Linked DNA regions of Homo sapiens: region 2 is linked to region 1. A link is a contact called in ENCODE Hi-C data. All regions are on one chromosome and are shown on one strand. Each heading gives the region's core, a stretch centred on a gene start or an enhancer-like site at or near the end of the contact. The rest is flanking DNA. Distances are from core to core; before and after follow the strand shown. Region 1 holds the start of OR5W2 (olfactory receptor family 5 subfamily W member 2). Region 2 holds the start of OR8I2 (olfactory receptor family 8 subfamily I member 2).

Region 1 (2,661 bases), core at 50-2,549:
ATCTCAGGTAGGTTTCTGAATGATCAATTTAAAGGACAGAGGAAAAATTTTGGAAAAATAAGAAATCATGTATTAAGGAATTTACAAATGAATGATTTTATAGATGCTTACTCAGTTGAAGCACCTCTGGAATCTAATGGCCAAACAATGATATTTTCTTATTGGATCTGTGTGAATTTGACTGACCTTACTTGTCATTGTAAGAGGATAATATAGATTTCACCCATTTATATTTTAATCAACCTTCATAAGTAAATCATTACTTTAAAAAATCACTGTACCTGTGATATTATTTTAGATGTAAATTTAAGATAGGTTCTAGATTTACTCAAATAATAATAGAGGTAACACATTACAGATATTAATTTATGAAAATTCAAGTTCTTAAGGTACATGCCATAATATTTAAGTCTAGAAGAAATAACAATCAGACCCACCCCACATTTCAATTTTCATATAACAGACACACACAGGCACACACACACACACAAGAGTAAGTGCACATATAACACAAGCAACAGAAGCCTATATATTTCAGAAACACTTATTGTTCTTCACATTTTGATTTTAATGAAAAAGTCAATTATAAGCAAATATAAGTAGTCTGTTGTTCACACTTCTTTTACCACTTACATTTGGCTTTTGTTTTTTAGAACCAGATAAGTCATCCAAATGGATTATAAATGCTGTGACAAACCAGTGATGATGAGTAACAGTTAAATAAAACATTTTTCTTTTCCAGTAAGCACTAACGACACCACATCAAAAACAGTACCATAATAATTTTCTCTTATTAACTTACATGTAATATCACTGTCAGTGGTAGAAAAATGTATATATTTCTTGAATAATGCAATAAATATGATCCTTTTTTGTCAAATATATGAGATGCTTAGTCCGGTATGTTCTGGCCCTTGTGACTCTAACTATGGTGTTTCTTTCACATCCTTTTGGATCTGTACTGAGCTTTCAGTTTAATCAAATTGACTGCCTTAGATTGTACAATAGAAGCAAAGACAAATGATATATGTCAGAAATTGCATGTAAGTTTAGATTCAAAGTTGATCAACTTCCTTTGGCAGACACTTTTAGGGTTTTTTTTTTTTAATACAGTAATAATGCCTCTTTGAAAGTGACACTCACCTGGGATACTTTTTGAGGGTAAAGAAGATAATTTACATAAACAAATCTTGTTCTACTTTACAGATAATTTTTTTTTTGATATCTTGGAAAGTCAAGTTCTAGACTGTCATTCTCGTAATGATTTCTGTAGCAGTTTGAAACAAGAACAAGGAAGAATGGACTGGGAAAATTGCTCCTCATTAACTGATTTTTTTCTCTTGGGAATTACCAATAACCCAGAGATGAAAGTGACCCTATTTGCTGTATTCTTGGCTGTTTATATCATTAATTTCTCAGCAAATCTTGGAATGATAGTTTTAATCAGAATGGATTACCAACTTCACACACCAATGTATTTCTTCCTCAGTCATCTGTCTTTCTGTGATCTCTGCTATTCTACTGCAACTGGGCCCAAGATGCTGGTAGATCTACTTGCCAAGAACAAGTCAATACCCTTCTATGGCTGTGCTCTGCAATTCTTGGTCTTCTGTATCTTTGCAGATTCTGAGTGTCTACTGCTGTCAGTGATGGCCTTTGATCGGTACAAGGCCATCATCAACCCCCTGCTCTATACAGTCAACATGTCTAGCAGAGTGTGCTATCTACTCTTGACTGGGGTTTATCTGGTGGGAATAGCAGATGCTTTGATACATATGACACTGGCCTTCCGCCTATGCTTCTGTGGGTCTAATGAGATTAATCATTTCTTCTGTGATATCCCTCCTCTCTTATTACTCTCTCGCTCAGATACACAGGTCAATGAGTTAGTGTTATTCACCGTCTTTGGTTTTATTGAACTGAGTACCATTTCAGGAGTTTTCATTTCTTATTGTTATATCATCCTATCAGTCTTGGAGATACACTCTGCTGAGGGGAGGTTCAAAGCTCTCTCTACATGCACTTCCCACTTATCTGCGGTTGCAATTTTCCAGGGAACTCTGCTCTTTATGTATTTCCGGCCAAGTTCTTCCTATTCTCTAGATCAAGATAAAATGACCTCATTGTTTTACACCCTTGTGGTTCCCATGTTGAACCCCCTGATTTATAGCCTGAGGAACAAGGATGTGAAAGAGGCCCTGAAAAAACTGAAAAATAAAATTTTATTTTAAGGAAATAGTAAAAATACATGTTTATACACACAAAAATGCATATTCATACTGGTGTTTTCTTCAAATTATATATTATAACATAAAGTTGTCTCAAATACCCTAATTTAATATAATACATATTTTACTCAGCCACAATCTAGCAATTCTCTGGAATTGTCTAAATATGCTATTTTTTTAATGTGTTTTCAATTTAGGTAAGGTAATTTCTCTATATTTGAAAAATGCTCCAGTCTTTGAGTTAGTGGGGCAAATTTTTATTTGTTTAATATATATTTCAGAGTAATTTTTCTTTTTTTCTTTTCTTTTTTTTTTTGTGATGGAATCTGACCCTATTGCCCAGGTTGGAGTGTAGTGGTGCAATCTCGGCTCACTGCAACCTCCGCCTCCCTGGTTCAAGTGATTCTCATGCTTCAGCCTCCCGAGTAGCTGG
Region 2 (2,661 bases), core at 73-2,572, 180 kb before region 1:
TTACTTTTGCAACAATCTAATACAAACAATCCAGTTATGTGATATAAGCTGGGCACAGAATGACAAAAATTGCATGTTCTTAATGTAATAATTTTAAACATGTTTCAGTGTGATGGCATGCTTATATATGCATGTTCAGGTGCCTCTTATTTCCTTGTACATGTCTATGTCTGAATAATTTATATGCCGAATTGACCTCCAAATACAGTGAGTTAGTGGTCCATATAAACAAATGAAATAATAATTCAATTCACAAACTTCAAGACTCTAAGTTCTCATTTAGTTTGTGTTATGCTTTTTGAGGTTACTCTACTATTTTCCTAGTTGTTGGCATAACTGAATTCCTGAAGCCATCCACCTTTGTTTTAATTGTAACATACATAAATTTGTCATGGAAAAAGTTTTCTATGTATGACTCTCAGAAGAGCATTTTTCACATCTTTGTTCCTCAGACTGTAGATGAGTGGATTCAGCATGGGAATGACAATCGTATAGAATACAGATGCCACCTGCGCCTGGGTCAGCGATGATGTGTTATCAGGTTGCAAATAGGTGAAAATCAGAGACCCATAAAAGATAGTTACAGCCATGAGGTGGGATGCGCAGGTGGAGAAGGCCTTCTGCCTGCCTGCTGCTGACTGGATCCTCAGGATGGCTGAGATGATGATGATATAAGTGACTGTGATGATAAGGAGAGAGCTAAGAAGAGTGAATCCAGCTAAGACAAAGCTCACCATTTCTGTGCCGAATGTATCTACACAGGAGAGTGCTAAAAGAGCTGTGGTGTCACAAAAAAAATGATTGATGCTGGAATCACAGAACGCCAAACTGCTTATCACCCAGACAGATATCAGCGAGCTTGTGAAGCCTATCACATATGGCATTACTCCCAGCCAGTTGGACACTTTTTGGGACATGACTACTGAATACAGTAAGGGATTGCAGATTGCTATGTAGCGATTGTAGGCCATTGATCCCAGAAGGAAACACTCACAACACACCAATCCAACAAAAAAGTACATTTGAACAAAGCAGCCAACAAAGGAGATGGATCTCCGATTGGATTGGAAATTCACCAATGCCTTAGGTGTTACAGTAGAGGAGTAAAATATGTCAATAAATGCTAAATTGCTCAGGAAAAAGTACATAGGGGTGTGAAGCTGAGAATCCATTCTGATTAACGTGATCAGTCCCAGGTTTCCCAAAACAGTGAATAGATAAATGAAGAGAAACATCAAGAAAAGACTGACTTGTAATTCAGGGTGATTTGCAAATCCAGAGAGGATGAAGACGGTAACCTCAGTGAAATTGTTGCCAGCCATTTACATCAACTCAGGCCTTTGACTTACCTGCTGAATAACAATAAGGAAAGTTAGAGAAGGATTCAAATCTAAAGGCCCTATAATCAAATTTGACTTAGACTCCAATCATGAAAGTTTTACAAATGGAAAGTAAAATTTAATGACCTGAAGTTAGCTAGAGATTTACGGATAATTTTTATTTTTTATAAAACTGAAAACTTACAGACATTAATACAGAAAAAAACTCAAATTCACGATTGTGTAGACTAAAAAATACATGTCTGGAAAGATGTGTAGAAATTCCTCCTAAGATGTACCATTCTCTACCCCTGTCTGTCATTGGGTCTGGCAATTTATCTAATGAAATCAATTGTATCTAACAAATATAGCAAATTATCAAATGAAATTAATTGTATCTAATGAATATAGCAACTTATCTAATGAAATCAATCTGTATCTAATAAATATAGCAAGTTATCTAACAAAATGAATTGTATCTAATGAATAGAGCAGTTTATCTAATAAAAAATTCAGTGAGATAAGACCAAATGAGGGCCTTCATCTATAACATAGTTTAAATTCTTTCATGTATGTTTGTTCAAACAACATGATTGTTTCTAGATATATTGCATATATTAATCTATGACATCAGGTGCTAGCCAATTCATTGCTGAACAGCAGTTTTTAAGACAATGATATAAATAAATGTTAAAAACAGTAAAACAAACCTGATTTGTTACATTTAAAAATAAGAATTAAATTATAAGGTGGGCATGCTAGAAACTAAAGAACTTTATTGCCTAATTAACTTAACATAAATATATGACGAATAAATGCATTTGAAACTAGCCCGCCAAGCAAAGTTAAATAATCACCTTTGTTTAGACATTTAGCACTCTCCTTGAGTAACCAAATGGGACTTGATAATAATTATTATCAATAATAATAATATAACATATTATTCTTATTATATATCACATGTACTTAATCATTTAATGTGTTCCATGGTCACAGTGTTCCTATTTATCCATTCATTTACTTGACAAGCATTTATTCAATGAAGGCATTTTGTCTTGCCTGTCATGAAGGGCATTTTTCTTAAAGCCTAATGTAAGATGCAGACATTAAAAAAATAACAAGTTTCCCAATGTGAGAAACATGCAAACTATACTCACAGACAGACAGACACACAAATTTTAGGAAAAAGCAGATGAGAAAATTAGATGTACCTGGGATTCAGTCACCCAGAGGAAACATCCTATGTTTCAGCAATCTTTCACTTATTTTCAAGTTCATTATTTTTGCCTCATCTACAATGCTAAATATCAAATAACAAAAGTTGTTATTTAGTATAGAGCTC

Evidence for each region. Hi-C counts contacts between places; a loop is a spot of excess contacts on that map.
Region 2: a map of posterior vena cava shows a loop between it and region 1 (13-fold over the local background). The contact joins the promoter of OR8I2 here to the promoter of OR5W2 in region 1. A Hi-C loop is called at or near these places in 1 of 168 maps with a recorded cell type or tissue (posterior vena cava).

Annotation. Positions count from the first base shown.
Region 1 is chr11:55,913,220-55,915,880 of GRCh38, reverse strand. OR5W2 (olfactory receptor family 5 subfamily W member 2) reads left to right here and starts at 1,299. Exons shown (of 1, transcript NM_001001960.1): 1 at 1,299-2,231. The coding sequence starts at 1,299. The coding sequence ends at 2,231.
Region 2 is chr11:56,091,969-56,094,629 of GRCh38, reverse strand. OR8I2 (olfactory receptor family 8 subfamily I member 2) reads right to left here and starts at 1,322. Exons shown (of 1, transcript NM_001003750.1): 1 at 390-1,322. The coding sequence starts at 1,322. The coding sequence ends at 390.